Linked DNA regions of Mus musculus: region 2 is linked to region 1. The links are chromatin loops, found by intact Hi-C in ENCODE. Cell type or tissue: heart. All regions are shown on one strand. Each heading gives the region's core, and the rest is flanking DNA. Links, peaks and the distances in the headings are about the cores only. Region 1 holds the start of Nup35 (nucleoporin 35). Region 2 holds the start of Nckap1 (NCK-associated protein 1).

Region 1 (8,339 bases), core at 86-8,085:
TGATGGGAGAAGCCAGACTGATGTTTTTGTTGCTATGTAGTTTGCTGAGTAATAAGGCAATAACATGCCTATTTTGGGGTGAATAAACCAGCGTATTACATATAAGGTTGACACTAAACTTTTCTATGATTCAGATGAGTAAACTAAATCCTGGAGTTACCAGTGTCCCTGATTAGTAACTGTTCAAAGTCCTCCGCAAACTACGTGTTGGCTAAATAAAAATAATTATCAGGCAAAGAGTAATTGCTTCATTGATTTTTCACTAATAGTTTTCACATAAGTGGTGACAAAAATGTATGACTTTTGAATATCTTAAAATTTGGGCTTATTTAAAAGATGAGAGAAAATGTCAAACAAAATTACAGAAAATAACATATTTATAACCACAATTCTAGTTTCCTGTCACTCACTCATCCTTTCTTCTCCCTCTTGAACACGTGAACAAGTCCCCTCAAGGTAAATTCCAGATGTAACTCTGTCAAGAATCGAGACAACTCTGCCTCCCCTGAAGTCTGTTTTGACTGTTATAACTTCCCTGAGCCTTTATCATATCCAATTAAACCTAATTGGTATTTGAATACAAGACCAAGAAACAAAATTGCACAGGAAAGTTATTTAAGTTTGGTAGTTACTCTTAGCTTTCAAAAAGCAAAAGTATCCATTTAGTTGGTTAAAAAAAATGAGAAGGCAAATCAGCTGAGCTCATATTTCACTGATGTCAGGCTGAGTATTTTCTGTCAGTTGTTTCCTATAACGAGACCATCAGCAAACCGCCATGTTTCTGTTTGTAACTGTTGACTCAAAGACACATAGAGATACAGCTTCTGCTATTATTGTTTATAGAGCCCCAAAATGCAGTGCCAACTGTTGGGTTTGTATTTTTGTTTGAGATGGTCCTTATGGTTTATTTACATCATGAAACTGTTCTGGAGATCACTTGATCTTGGCCACTGTGAAGTCACGTGAGTGCTTATATAACATCACAGTCTAGGTGAATGACAGACAGCCTGCGATGTACAAGCTGCCGAAGGCAGAGCTGACACGCCCAGGCATCATGCGTCCTCCCTTCGATCTCTGTCTGAAGAAGACAAATTCCATTATTTCTTAAAGTCTTACAAAAGGTGGATATCTCTCCTTGTTTTTGTTTTTAATTTTTAAATTATTTTTAATCCTATGTATGTGTGTGGTAAGTGCATAACTTCCCTGGAGCTCAAGTTATAGGTGGGTGTGAGCTGCCTGGTGTGGGTGCTGGGAACCGAACTCTGGTTTTTTGGAAGAGCAGTAGATATTCTTAACCACTGAGCCATCTCTCTGCCCCATCTGTTTAAAAATTATGTTTTTATATACTTACAAAATAGACAGTTATCTTAAGAGCTTACTTTTGTATTTATATATAAATATGTTAATGGAGATTTAATAAAGTTGATGAACTATGAATATATGTGATAGATACACAAAAGTTTAACCCACTGTGTTCATTAAAGGTGAATAAATTGAGCTATCTAGTTCTGAAATTTCAAAACTTGATTTTAGAAGAAAGTTCTTGAGTATCCAGCCTTGAATTAATTTTTAAGTTGGATTCTTTGTAGACCAAATTTCTCACCTGTGTTTCCTGTACTGTTAAATGCCAGGCTGGTGGGCAAGAACCCTGAGTTGGTCTGGCTTGAACATTTCCTGTATTTTTCCATAATTAGAGCAGTAGTTTTGTATTGTTCAGACACCATGCTTTGAAGAAAGAGTTCTCCATCTAAGCTTGAAAATCTAGAGTATAAAACAGCATGTTAAGATCTCATGTCCTGAGTAAACTAGTAATTCAGAATAGATGTGGAGGATATCTGTGTGCACTTCATTCAACAGGTTCAGAGAAGAAAATAGAAAGAGAAGCATTGTAATTAAGATGCTAATCTAGGGGCTGGAGAGGTGGCTCATCGGTTAAGAGCACTGACTGCTCTTCTAGAAAAGTCCAGAGATATGGTGGCTCATAGCCATCACCATCTGTTAATGGGATCTGATAACCTTTTGTGTATCTGAAGACAGCTACAGTGTACTCATATACATAAATAATTTTTTAAAAAAGATGGTAATCTAAGCTGGGCAGTGGTGGCTCACATCTTTAATCCCACCACTCCAGAGGCAGAGGCAGGCAGATCTCTGAGTTGGAGGCCAGCTTGGTTTACAGAGTGAGTTCCAGCACAGTCCAGGCTACACAGAGAAACCTTGTCTCTAAAAGCCAAAATCCCAAAACCAAACCAACCAACCAACAAAAATCTCTAAGAGTGTTTTAACTTATAATTAATTTTTTCATATATGTACAGATAAGTGAAAGTAAGAAAGAAAAGATAATGGTCCGTCTTCTCCAAAACATCCACAAGTGTTTAACAGATGTGATTATTGACTTAGTTCCCTAAATGGGTTATTTGAGTTGAGAGTGAGCCCTAAGAACCATTAGACAGGAGGCAGAGGGACATGAGTCACTATGGTAGTGTTAGTCACATAATAATAGAAACTTTAAGAAGAAGTGTCAGAGAGAGAGAGAGAGAGAGAGAGAGAGAGAGAGAGAGAGAGGGAGGGAGGGAGGGAGGGAGGGAGGGAGGGGAGGGGAGAGGAAGGAAATGCAATGCCTCTGGCTTTGACTGGACAGAGTGATGCTAGCAGCCAAATGACAAGTATAGTCTTTAGAAGGTGGAAGGAAACCCATACTCCTCTTGTATCTCCAAAGAAACCAGGCCTATTGCTGCCTTGATAGGAGCCCTTTAAAACATAGTCTGGATTTCTGGCTTCAAAAAAATGTGGTTTTTTTTTTTTTCGATGCTTTAAGTTACCAATTAGTTGGTGATCCAGCACAAATCATGTGCTTTTGTCTCTGTAAAGACCATTGCTGAGTAAACACTGATTTATATGTACAAGATCAAGGCATGCATCTTTTGATATGTAGAACACACACTTATTTTAAAATTTATATTTATTTATTCTTTTGTGTGTGTGTGTGTGGGGGGGGAAGGGGCAGAGTCTGTATAGCTTTTGCTCTCCTGGAACTCACTATATACAGACCACGATGACTTTGAACTTGCAGAGATCCACTTGCCTCTGCCTCCTGAGAGCAGGAATTAAAGTTGTACAGCATTGCATTCAGCACACCCTTTTTAAAAAAGGTAAACTGAACATGTAAGTGGTTTTCAGATTTTAATTCTGGGTGGGTGGGTGGTGGTGCACACCTTTAATTCCAGCACTCTGGAGGCAGAGTCATGGAGGCCAGCCTATTTTATAAAGTGACTTCCAGGACAGCCAGGACTATGCAGGGAAAACAGGTCTCAACTGAACCAAACCAAACAAAATAAAATTGAATTCTAGGAATCTGTCATTTAATATTGGAATCATTGTGAAGACGTGACAGCCAGCTCTAACCCCATGGCGTTGTTGTATTGCCTGTACAGGAAGAAACCGCTGTCTCTCAGTCTGTAATGACACTCTCCTAAGAGCGGTCAAGTCTGTCTAATGATTCATACCTGACTTCTTTGTAGTGACTCACAAATTTAACACAGTATCAGGCTCAAGGCTGTTGGCTTTTGCATTTTTATTTTTATTTTAGATAGAATTCTCTGTGTAACCCTGGCTGTCCTGGAACACCCCTGTAGACCTGGCTGGCTTTGAACTCTTTGATCTGCCTTCCTCTGCCATCCAAGTGCTGGAATTAAAGGCGTGTGCCCCACTGCCCAGCCAAAACTAAATGTATGTTAACACACACATAAGCACATGAATATACATACTCTAAGGAGAGGTAGCAGAGTGAAGAGGAGAGCACACAGATGCCATGGGCAGGATGCCTGTGGCTCCAGGGCTTTCCTTATCATTAACATGGGCAGTGGTGACACATGCCTTTAATCTCAGCACTTGGGAGGCAGAGGCAGGAGGATTTCTGAGTTCAAGGCCAGCCTGGTGTACAGAGTGAGCTCCAGGACAACCAGGTGATGCAGAGAAACCCTGTCTCAAAAAAAAAAAAAAACCAAAAAAACAAACAAACAAAAAAAGCTACAAGAAATGATGATGGAAAACATATTTTGAGAAAAAAAGGCTTATATCAAGTGCAGGAATCAAGTTGAAAGAAAGGAATATATAGTTTCATTAAATGTACTTTAATAGGTGCTAGGGAAGTTGATGCAAAAATCTCACTAATTATCAAGAGAGCAAAGGAATCTTTATGAAGCATTAACAACAACATATTAGGAGGCTTTCCAAGATCTTTTTCTTCTTTTTTTTTTTTTTTTTTTTTAAATTTGGTTTTTCTAGACAAGGTTTCTCTGTATAGCCCTGGCTGTCCTGGAACTCACTCTGTAGACCAGGCTGGCCTGGAACTCAGAAATCCGCTTGCCTCTGCCTCCCAAGTGCCGGGATTAAAGGCGTGTGCCACCACTGTGGTTTACTAGTCTTAGAAGCAGACGTCTCACATTGCTCTCGGTATCCTCATAAAATCTTCCTTAGCATCCCAGACATGGTAAAGAAGGTTGCCCTCTTCCAAAATGGCTGAAGCGCCCTCAGCCTCCGCAGAGAGCATGACCGGAAGTTGCGCAACCCATAAGGCTGAGCGGCTCTTACGGTGATAAGAGTTTCCGCCATTTTTGAAAACTGGGAAGCTCATTGCTGGAGTAGGAGCGGCCGTTGCGATGGCAGCGTTTGCGGTGGATCCCCAGGCGCCCACGTTGGGTGAGTGGACCGCGGCTTTCCCGGCGGCACAGCCAGCGCGCTGTTGACCCGGAGGTGTCACACGCCACGGAGGGAGCGGGGAGCGCTGTGGCCGGTGACATCTGGGCGGTGGTACCCGGGAACCCGGCACGGCGCCCGGCTGCACTGTGGTCACCTGCCCCGTACCCCGAAAGCATGCACGAGGATGGGCGGTGAGCCACTGGTCGCTGTAGTAACCGGTTGCCGCTGGGCCACCTAGGTTTCTAGGTCGGATCTTAATGTCACAAAAGAAATTTGTATATGAATGCATGACCCAGAACCAACCTGGCTCGCCCGGCTCCCCCGCCTTTTACTTTGGAACTTGACTCTATTGGACGACTGCTGATTCTAAAGAATTATCCCCATTATTTGTTGGGGAAACGTTCCGAATATGCCGTATTTGGAGAAAAAACAAACCAATTAACATGTTGATTCTCCACTCCCGCTGAGTTTTGTGAGTAGTGACAATGGTCATATTCTACAACAGAAAACAAACAAAACCTGTCTACAGTTTCCTAGACGTATCGTAGTATTATTAGTTTATAACTCTCTAAGCTTGGTAAAGAGAGTAAGCATTGTATTTATTGTGTAGAACTAACTTTGTAGATTCAAAAGGCATGTAATGCTTGCCACGTTTTGGGTAAAAAGTTGTTTTAAGAATAGAGTTGCAGCCGGGCAGTGGTGGCGCACGCCTTTAATCCCAGCACTTGGGAGGCAGAGGCAGGTGGGATTTCTGAGTTCGAGGACAGCCTGGTCTACAAAGTGAGTTTCAGGACAGCCAGGATTATACCGAGAAAACTTGTATTAAAACCAAACCAAAAAGGGAAAAAAGAATGACATAACTTGATTTTGTTTATCATAAAAACTGAACCAATAATGCTAATAATGTAGATACACTGTTGCATTAAAACTTGTTTTCTGATTTTTTTTTTCATATTATTTAGAGATCAGGGCAGTTCCAGTTTTTCTGTCCAACAGTGACATTTTGGAGAGCATATTTTCAGGTGTAAGAAATGTGAACACATTCTTGTATATTGCCTAGCTTAGGCTCTGACTTTGTCTGATATTAACTGTTCAGAGTCACATGTTGCACGTGTTTTAGGTGTCTGCTGGTCTGACATCCTCTTGGCACCTCACCCAGGCACTCCTCTCTGAGGAAGTCAGTGAAGGAATTAACATTTAGGGGCAGAGATTGAGAAGTGGAATTTCAGACGTGCAGGATGCAGCAATCATTAAGCCTTTATGTTTAGTCATGAAGGAATGGTTAGTGGCAGTCTGGCTTCCTACTTTATCACGGTGTATTTAGGTAGCTGAGTTTTTTCTTGACCTAATTAGATTGTTATATAATGTGCAAGTGTATGGATGTGTTGTGTGTCCTGGGACTGAATTTAGGCTTAATGGCAAGGACTTTGACCCATTGAACCATCTCACCACACCTTGATAACTCTTACAGTTGTCACAGTTTTCCTACCCCTCTTGTAGATGATAGTTGTGATGTTACCAAAACCTTTGTATTTTGTTACAGGTCTTTTCTAAATATCTATTTAGAATATGCTTTTGTTGAGACTTCTGGTTTGAGTTTAACTTACTTTTTTTTTTTTTTTTGAGACAGGGTTTCTCTGTATAGCCCTGGCTGTCCTGGAACTCACTCTGTAGACCAGGCTGGCCTCGAACTCAGAAATCCGCCTGCCTCTGCCTCCCTAGTGCTGGTATTAAAGGCATGCATCACAATGCCCTGTTTAACTTTCTTTTGAGATACGTAGTAGCACTATGTAACATAACTAGTGCTTTACAAAAGAATTACAATTTTCTTTTTACACCTTAGTGTGTGTGTGTGTTTGTGTGTGTGTATACATTTTTCCCCCGAGGGGGAGGGAGGGGTGAGGATGGGAGTTTCAAGACAGGGTTTCTCTATATATATAGCCCCTGGCTGACTGGAACTCACTTTGTTGACCAGCTGACCTCGAACTTAGAGACCTGCCTGCCTCTTTCTCACGAGTGCTGGAATTAAAGGCCACCACCATCCAGCCTTACAGCTTTTTTGATACTTGTTTTATTCTTCTGAGTTATTTTGTTTTTTCATCCCTCTTTTTAAACTTAAACTGTTAGTATCCAGATCTGCATTAATAATGGAAAAAAAGAGGAAGGGTATGCTATTAAAAGCTTTTGAATATCAGAAAACAAGTATTTAGGCTATTTAGAAGTTAAGCAATAGTTAGTAAAAACCACATAACTCTCATACCAGACATCAGACTTCTCTGAATACAATAAATCATACAAAGGCTTACTCCCTAAGCCAGAAAATGAAGTGTTCATCAGTAGACATGCAAGTCTTCGTTACCACTTTACAAAGGTTTTGTATCATAAGATGCTGGTGGATTATGAAGTCCTTACTGAATGTTAGCTATCAGATCAAGTGCTCTGCTTGTGATAAAAGTAATAAAAGCTGTGAGTGGATTCCACCCTTATGCTCATTTTGCTAAGAGAACCTGAGTCTACATCTCTATGTGGCTTATGTCTTTCTTACTGCTTAATTTTACTGAGTCATTCAGTTAGTTTTCTTATTCTAAAAATGGGAATAATCATTGCTGCTGCTTGAGAAGGTTAATTTTTAAAAAAAATATGTATTTGTTTTTTATATGTGCTTGGGTGTTTTGTTTGTATTAATGTCCTGTACCACCTGTGTGCCTGGCATCTGAGGAAGCCAAAAGAGGGCATCGGATTTCGTGGAACTGGAGTTTTGTAAGCCACCATTTGGACACTGGGGAGTCAATCTGGAACAGCAGCCAGTGATTGTAACTACTGAGGCATCTCTTCAACCCTAGAAGAGTAATTTTGAATTGATGGTTACAAAATATTCTTTCTTTAGATTGGTTTTATGTTAGGGAAACTTTTGCTGATTACAGTTTTCTAAAGGTTGTTTTTAATGAATTTAAGATAAATGATCTGAAAGTAAGTTTTTGTTTGTTTCCAGACAGGGTTTCTCTGTGTAGCCCTGGCTGTCCTGGAACTCAATCGGTAGACCAGGCTAGCCTCGAACTCAGAAATCCACCTGCCTCTGCCTCCCAGGTGCTGGGATTAAAGGCGTGCGCCACCATGCCTGGCTGAAAATAAGTTTTATAACTCCTTTTACTGTATTTCTGAATTAGAAGGTAAGTTCTAGCGTCCTTAGTGTGGTAAGGTGTGCATGATTATTACATTTTTATTGTTTCTGATTTTCCAATATTTGTATAAAGATTGGTGTATTCTTGTTTTTAGGTGCATAGTAGAAACACAGATATAGAAATAAATTATTCTGCTTTTATTAGAGATTTCTTTTTAAATAATAAGCTAAGGTTTTCAAAATGATGCTTTTAAATCCATGAAATAGTATAACTAAGAACACCTGCCAAAGATTAGCCTTGTGGATGTACCTTGTGGGAGCTTGTATAACATGAGCAAATGCTCTGGATTGGATCTCTAGCATCGTAAAATACAGGTGAAAGATTAATATTGTGAATACAAGACTATTTCACATTTTGGAATTCATAATAGCTTATAAAATAAATTCAAATACAGTTCATATTTAAATTTTTATGATTAAATTATTCATCTTTTATCATAAATTGCTGTATCTGTTT
Region 2 (8,339 bases), core at 116-8,115, 58 kb before region 1:
TTGATTTATTTTGTGTATGTAAGGGGGTGGGGGACGAAGCTCACATGTGCCATGGAGTACACGTAGAGGTCAGAAGACAGCTGTGCACCTCTTTTCTTCCTCCTTGTTTGTAGACAGTGATTTCTGTGCAGCCCTGGCTATCTTGGAACTTGCATGGACCAGGCTGGCCTCAAACTCAGAGATCTGCCTGCCTTCATCTCCTGAGTGTTCACCACCACTTCCCAGCTATTATATATATATGTGTGTTATATGTACATATATGTATGTATGTGTATATACATACATATATTAAGGATTATTCTCAGGTCACCATGCCTGGTTGAAGTCATGATGCCTCTGCTCACTGAGCCAACTCACTGCTTCTAAAATATGCATAGTAGCTTCTTTAGAAACCTGGCTATGAATAGATCCAATTCACTTTTTACATCTGAAAGGAATATGTAACTAAAACTAATATGTGGTAATCTTACAGAAATGTACTAGCACAGGAATAATTTCCCTTTTTATTGTGGACTACTTGTGATGAAATCTATGGACCTGGATGGAAAGATCATTTTCATCATGTTTTCTGTAATTATGAATGGAGATTTCTGTTTGCACTTGTGATGTATTAAAGGAGAAAGAATTTAAAATTTTAACTCAAATTTCTTTAGTAAGATATATTTTGTAACAACATTGCAGATTACAGTTATTTTTCCTGTGGAATTTTAGTGGGTTAATTGAAGGTATGTGCACATGCAGGCACACATATCGGCCAGAGGTCACCCTTGGTGTCATTCCTCAGGAGTTACTTTTTTTTTGGAGACATGGTCTCTCACAGGAACCTGGGGAGGTTCAGGCTGGCCTATTAGGTTAGGCTGGCTGGTGGCTACCAAGCTCCAGGAATCCACCTGTCTCTCTCTCCCTGGGGCTGGGATCAAAACCCTGGCATCTTAGGTCAGCACTGGGTATAAACTCAGTTCTCAGGCCCGTGTAGCCAGCCCCGCCGTGGTCTCCTCAGCTCCCTCTATGGTTAAGGTTAAGGTTTAGTCCCTGGTGCATTTTAACGTGTACAAGATAAAAGAGCATAAGTAAAACTAACCGAAATAAATAGGGCATTTTGCTTAAAATGGGGAGTATACTTAAAACATAAAATTAGAATGAAGAGAACCAATGAGATAAAAATTTTCTTCTGTAATTTTCATTTTGAAGGACAAACAGTGAGGCTGGGAACTTAGCTTGGCAGTAGTCCATTTCTAGCATGCCCAGGCTCTGGGACTTGGTTCCCAGCACTATCTGGGGTATGACATCACAAGATCAAAGATTAACCTGTACAATGAAAGACTATGTAACCTGCAGCACAAGAAATGCAGTCAGGAATCACAACTAACCTAAGTTTGTTTCATTAATAGTAAAGTAATAGTTCAATTAATAGTAACCACACACCTAAAATTTTCACCCACTGTTTTCAATATTGCATTTGTTAGTGAATATAGTAAGCTCTTAAGATTTTAAGAGTTGATACTGGTCCGGCAGTGGTAGCGCACACCTTTGATCCCAGTACTTGGGGGGCAGAGGCAGGCGGATTTCTAAGTTCAAGGCCAGCCTGGTCTACAGAGTGAGTTCTAGGACAGCCAGGGCTACACAGAGAAACCCTGTCTCGAAAAACCAAAAAAAAAAAAAAAAAAAAAAAAAAAAGAGTTGATTCTAAGAATTTAACAATATTGTAGGTTTTGGTATACTTGTATATTTTTTAGTATACTTAATTAGACTTAATTTGTCAAATAATTAGACAATGATGAACTATTCTTTGTTAAAGTACAATACTGTAATATTTTAATATTTAAATTGTTAATGTGTAAATAGATCTGTACATATGATTACATGTATATATTACTTACATAGTTAAAGTATAAAACTGTAGTATTTTAATAATATCAAACTTCATAAATCTTAAATTGTTAATGTGTAAATATATCTGTATATATGATAATTTCAAATAACTCTTAAAAGAATGGCCTTATAAGCTAATCTTTTAGGTAATGTCAATGTTGAGACAGCTTCCTCCCTATTAATCCATCTACTGAATGTTTTCGCTAGCATTGGAGTACCAGGTGTATTATTCCAGTGTTGAGACATTCTCATCTCAATGGGAGAGATGTGAAGCTAGCTAACAAAATGCAGTGTTTAAGTAGGATTGTGAAAGACTTGAGACAGTGGGAGATGTTAGACTAGGAAAGATGGGACTATGTGTAAGATCATTTATTCCAGCTTTAGAAGCTCACCACCATTTGAATTCCATTCTAGGGGATCTAATACCTTCTCCTAGCCTTGGTGCACATCAGGCACACACACATGCTGCAGAGATACATGCATTCCAAACACTCATGCTTATAAAGCTTTAAAATCTAAAAGAAAAAATAAAAGTAAATGAAAGATTATGTGATTTATACTGTCATAATAACGTAGATAACATGAACCTTATACGCACATGGGGAACAGATCTTGCTTCTTTGGCAAGATATCTGAACAAATGCTTCACTCTGTAGCCAGCTGGGAAGAGGTAGGCTGGCAATTCCACAGGCTAAAGGATTCAAAGTCAACCTAAAAGGCCAGCAAAATGGCTCAGAGCAGAAAGGCACTTGCAGCTAAGCCTGATGGTCCCAGGAACCCTCTGAGGTGGAATAAGAATGTTCTCACAAGCTCTCCTCTAACCTCCACACACATCTGCTCTCTCTTCCTCTCACAAAATAAACATCAGATGCATTTAACATGAACACTGTCAATTTCAGCCAGCTCTGATCAAAGCCTTGTGAGCTAGATAATGCCCTCAATATTACTCTTCCCATAAGGAACCCAGAAGCCAAGGAGGCAAAAAATATTTCAAAAAGCTATAAAAAATATGTACGTGCTGAAATATACAGCATTTCTGTAACTCAAATGCTTGGCAATTAGGTCAATCACATTCACGCATTTTCCATTCTAGTCAACACAAGAGCCTGAATGAAGTTTCTCAAAACAGGAAGTGAGAAACACTGAGAAAAGGCAGCGATCTGGAATCCGAAGTTTAAATGCTTAGAATTCCACTTACTATTACCCATGGAATTAAAGTATCAAAGTTTGTTTATACTTATACTATAAAAATGTTTAGTGACTTGGCCAAATTAAAGACAGTATTTTACTCAAATACTCAAATCACTTTTAAGGTTACTCTCACTTCCTCTTCTAGAAACCATCATAACCATTTCCTCTAACCACAAAACCACAGGTCTGGTAGCTTTTAGGAACATTTGACTTGCTGGGGTTTCGCATATAGAACTTAATTTCCAAATTTCTTAAGCAGTGAAATTCAAAGGCTCTCATCACTGCAACGTATACAAGCTTAATTCTTCCAACCCCCATGAAGTTACGATCAAGGGGTGGATGTCATGGTCATGGCACAAACGCAATGGGTTCTTCCTAGCTCCAAACTGTGCTGGGTGTAGAGACAATCATTAAAGCCAAGTGAGTAACCAGAACAACACAGCTATCCCATTCCCAACGTTTACTATTATTCATTTAGAGAGTGTGCTTCAGAATTGCAGTGTCAAAAGCTAACTGTATAAACTGAATAAAACAAGTTTATACTGGAATGCTTTGATTCTAAATTTTAAAAAGAATCTTCAGGATACTCACAAGCAACCTATATCCTTTTGATATGGTCAAAAGTATATTTCACGATATATAGATAGATAGATAGATACACACACACACACACACACATATATAATTTTATAAACAAGATTATTAAAGAAAAGACACAGATACACAGAACCCCGCAAGGATGGACTGGTATAAAGTGTACCAAAAGGAAACTTTTTCTCTTTACCAAATTCAGTGAGGCTTAAAATAAATGGATTTGAGGTTGTTTCCCTCTAAGGTAAATTAATGGCAATCCTTTTCCACCTTTAGATCTACTTTTCTTCACTTCGATACAGCCTTCCACTCCCTAATCTGAAGACACTCAGATTTTCAATGGGTCCACTGTCTAGTTGCTCAAATCCTCGTACTATGTTGCGAAGGAGATAGCAACGGGAGCACACTCGGTCTTTATTTTATACAGCCATTGTACTTTAAGGAATGGTGCTTTGGTGCTAATCAGATAGGGTTGGGAAAACTAAAATGAGGAGGAGTAGGGAGTAAAGGTGGTTATTCCTGTTCTAGTGACTCACAGCCTACAAGTATTTCAGACGAAAACCGGTTCCACCCTCACTTCCCCCTCCGGTCCATCTTCAAAATGAAATTATCCCAAACGTCAACACGCTGTCGTGGGGGTGAGGGGCTTGATTCAGGGAACGAAAAATCAAGTGGCCAAGTGGGGACCAGAGGGTCGATCGCCGCATTCCCACACTCGCAAGCCAAGAACCCCGGGCCCGTTCGCCGCAGCCCGGGAAGGCCGCGCGCCCTCCTTTCCTCCCCGCAAACCAGAGCGCCGCGGCGGCCATGCGCGGCCCGGCCGGTTCCCGCCGCCGGGAGCCGGGAAATGGCTCCCGCCTGCCCGCCCCGCGGCTCACTCTAGGCCGCGGCGCATCCCGGAGGCCCCGCGCGAGCAGGCCGAGCTGGCGCCCGCGGCCTTTTCCCCCGCCGCACCCCGCCCGGCCTCGCCGGCCCGTGCGCACCTTCTTGATGTTGTAGAGGCGCGTGAGCATGCCGACGCCCCGGTCGTTGAGGATGGTGAGCTTCTCCGCCAGCTTCTGCTGACTGGGCTGCAGCACGGAGCGCGACATGGTGCGGCCGCCGCCGCCGCCACCGCCGCCGGGCGCGCTACTCCCCGGCTCGCCGCCTCCCTCAGGCCCGCCCGCCTGCCCGCCCGCGACCTCCGCCTCAGCGCGGCGCGCCCATGCCGTGCGCCCACCCGCGCCGTGACACAGCAGCCGCGGCGCTCGCTTCCGCCCGCCGCCCTTCCGCCTCCACCCGCGGCGCTCTCCGCCCCAGTACACCCCCCACTCCCGGGCCGCCTTTCCCGGCTCCTCCGCTAGGTGTGGCGGCGGCGGCGGCGGCTGAGAACGAGTCGGCTTCCCGCAGCCGGGACCGGCGCTCGGTCACCTGATCGGCCGCGCCGGCGCCCCCGCGAGGCCGCCGGGAGAACTGCGGCCGGAGCCCGGGGTCCGGAGCGCCCCGCCCCGCCTCCTCCGCTCCGGGGACCCCCAAGCCGCGGTCCTGGACTTCCCCCGAAGTTGTCCCCGCTCCCCACGCCCCAGGGCCCGCACCGCCGTGGGGACGGGGACGGTGTGTTTCGGGAGACTTTGGCCCCGAGAGGAGCCTGGCGGCTCCGAGCTTGTTTTCCTCCCACGCCTTGACAGACGCTCCAGGGAGAACGCGGCAGATGTGTGCTCCGCACGGCGGGCAGCGCCTCGCCACCTCCCGGTGCTCGCTCCCGCCTCCAGCTGGCTTCGGAGGAAGGAGGTCGGAAGTAAGGGCAGCTCGAGTTCCTTAGATTATTATGAAGGGACTTATCATGGACCAGCACCCATCCGGAGGAGACACGAATAGGCTCTGGCATGTGGTAAGCAAAATAAAAAAGCAAAATAAAAAACAAAACAAATTTTGTTCCGAGTAAGAGGGTTCGCTCCCAGCCTCCACCATAAATCCCAATCGTTTCTGGAATTCTACTTTTCCACCCCATCACCAACCAAATATTGTTTGTCATCATCTCACTCCGTGTCCACTCCTCATCACACAGGGTTTCAAACTGGAACAAATTGTGTCTCCATGTGAATGACTACAATGAAAACTTGCACTCCAGGGGACTTGGGATATTTGGGGCTTTACCTAATATAGTCTAATTGTGTATCGTATTCATGAATTTAAATCAATCAACCCACCACCTTCTATAACAAGGCATTCTGAAGTTAGTAAGAAAATGGATTCACAGGCGGACAGTGGTGTTGCACACCTTTAATCCCAGCACTTGGGAGGCAGAGACAGACAGATTTCTGAGTTCGAGGCCAGCCTGGTCTACAGAGTGAGTTCCAGGACAGCCAGGACTATACAGAGAAACCAGTATTGAAAAACCAAAAAAAAAAAAAAAAAAAAAAATGGATTCACCAAAGCAACTTTGTAGTGAAATGTAACAAATTGTTTCTAAGACATTTTAAAAAGCTACTGTAGCGCCTAGTCTTCCAGAACTCTACCAGAGAGTATACAGAATTCCTTAAGGGCTGTTTAATACTCCTGGTGAAGGCTGGGCATGGTGGCACATGCCTTTCTTCTCAGCACTTGGGAGGCAGAGGTAGGCCAGGACTATACAGAGAAACTCTGTCTCTAAAGACTTCTGACACTCAGGGGGCAGAGGTGGGCAGCCAGAGGTACACAGAAAAATCCTGTCTCAAAACAAAAAAAGTTCTAGTCCTGCCAAAAACATCTTAACATTTATCTGTCGGTGTGCAGTCTACATAGAGCTACATACCTTGAATGTATATTCTTTCTCTACCTCCACCCCCCCCTCCGTTCACGTCTCTCTCTTTTCATCTCAAAGACCATCTATTTAGCTCTATTGAGCTCTATTGAGCTATTTGTTCTGTTATTGACTAATTGAGGCATTTAACTTACTTGGTTTCTTGATAAGCTGGTAGTTAGCATTTAAGTTTACCGGAGGCTGGGGGCTGAAGTCTGAGACAATTAAGAGGACACTGAGAAGGAAACGCTGCTGTGAGGGATTGGGGACAGCCAGGTAAGAAAATGTACATGTGCTGGGTGGAACGAGCGGTGTGTGTGTCTTTAGGAAACCGGGATCATTTCTATCAAGACGGCGGACAACAGCATTTTTTAAAGATTTTATTTTATTTTATTTTATGTGTATTTTGACCTCCATGAATAAATGCACTGTGCTCAAGTCTGGTGTACCCAGAGGCCAGAATAGGCTGTCAGATGTAAAACAACTCTTACAGAACTTTTGTTTCTTTGTAGTTTGAGGTAGAAGAGGATGTTGTTTTGTTTTGTTGTCTTTTATAATGCCATCTCACTCTATAACTCAGGCTGGCCTTGAAGGCTTAGTTGTTGTTTTAGCTACTTTAATAGTGTGATTAAAATACTATAACCAAGGCAACATATGAAATAACTTATTTAATTGAGAACTCATATTCAGAGCATTAGAGTCCATGACCATTGTGAGGGATGTGGTGGCAGCAGGTAGGCAGGCCTGGTGCTGGAGCAATAACTGAGAGCTTACAACTTGATCTCCAAGTATGAAGCAGAAACCTAACTAGGCATGCCATGTGCTTTTGAAACCTCAAAGCCCATCCATACTTCTTCCAACAAGGCCACAGTTCCTAATCCTTCCCAAACAGTTCTACCAGCTGGGAATCAAGTGTTCGAACCTGAGCCTATGGGGATCTTTTGCATTCAAACCACCACAGTTCTCCTCTCCTGCTGAGATTATAGGCATGTAGAGCATGCCTGGCTTCCATATGAACTTGAATAGTTGCAACTGTTTATACCTTAGAGTAGCCAAGAGAAGAAATCTGTAGATAATGTGTTTGTTGGGGTTATTGTCATAGTCACTGTCCTATTACTGTGAAGACATGTGTCTACCATGACTAAAGCAGCTCATAAAAAAGAAAGCATTTAATTGGGGGCTCGCTGACAGTTTCAGAGGCTTAATCTGTTATCACCATGGAAGAAAGCATGACAGCAGGAAGCCTGGCATGTTGGTGCTAAAGACTACATCCTGATTCAAAGGCAAAGAGAGATTCTAGGCTTGGTATGGGCTTTTAAAACCTCAAAAGCCCACCCACAGTGACACAGTTCTTCCAAGAAGGCCACACCTCCTAATCCTTCTAATTCTTTCAAATAGTGCTACTCCCTGGTGACTAAACATTCAAATATATGAACCTGTACGGGGCCGTTCTTATTCAGACCACCACAGTTACTATTGCTATGATAAAACACCATAACCAAAGTAACTTGGGGAGGAAAGAGTTTATTGGATTTATACTTCCACATCACAGTTCATCATCAAAGTCAAGACAAGAACTCAAGGAGGGCAGGAACCTGGAGGTAGTAGCTGACACAGAGACCATGGAGGAGTGGTGCTTCCTTGCTTGCTCCTCGTGGTTTGCTCAGCCTATTTTCTTCCCCCTATCCTCATAAAATAGGGATTCTTTATGTAGCCCTGGCTGTCCTGGAACTCACTCTGTAGGCCAGCCCATACCAAGCCTAGAATCTCTCTCTGCCTTTGAATCAGGATGTATTCTTTAGCACCAACATGCCAGGCTTCCTGCTGTCATGCTTTCTTCCATGGTGATATCGGATTAATCCTCTGAAACTGTCAGCGAGCCCCCAATTAAATGCTTTCTTTTTTATGAGCTGCTTTAGTCATG

Evidence for each region. Hi-C counts contacts between places; a loop is a spot of excess contacts. Peaks named below come from ENCODE experiments on the same cell type or tissue, not always from the same donor. Only the 100,000 strongest peaks of a DNase experiment are listed, where the experiment ranks them.
Region 2: it touches region 1 in a loop (8-fold over the local background); 15 of 42 quality-filtered maps call a loop at or near these places.

Annotation. Positions count from the first base shown.
Region 1 is chr2:80,634,232-80,642,570 of GRCm38, forward strand. Nup35 (nucleoporin 35) reads left to right here and starts at 4,581. Exons shown (of 9, transcript NM_027091.4): 1 at 4,581-4,701. The coding sequence starts at 4,662. In heart, for the core only: no CTCF peak of the experiment used is centred there; a DNase peak (open chromatin) is centred at 4,540; H3K4me3 peaks cover 1,873 bases; H3K27ac peaks cover 997 bases.
Region 2 is chr2:80,576,221-80,584,559 of GRCm38, forward strand. It overlaps Nckap1 (NCK-associated protein 1), which reads right to left and starts at 4,962. Exons shown (of 31, transcript NM_016965.3): 1 at 4,638-4,962. The coding sequence starts at 4,745. It also overlaps the pseudogene Gm13688. In heart, for the core only: CTCF peaks have their summits at 5,105 and 5,314; DNase peaks (open chromatin) are centred at 5,011 and 5,361; H3K4me3 peaks cover 3,343 bases; H3K27ac peaks cover 2,456 bases.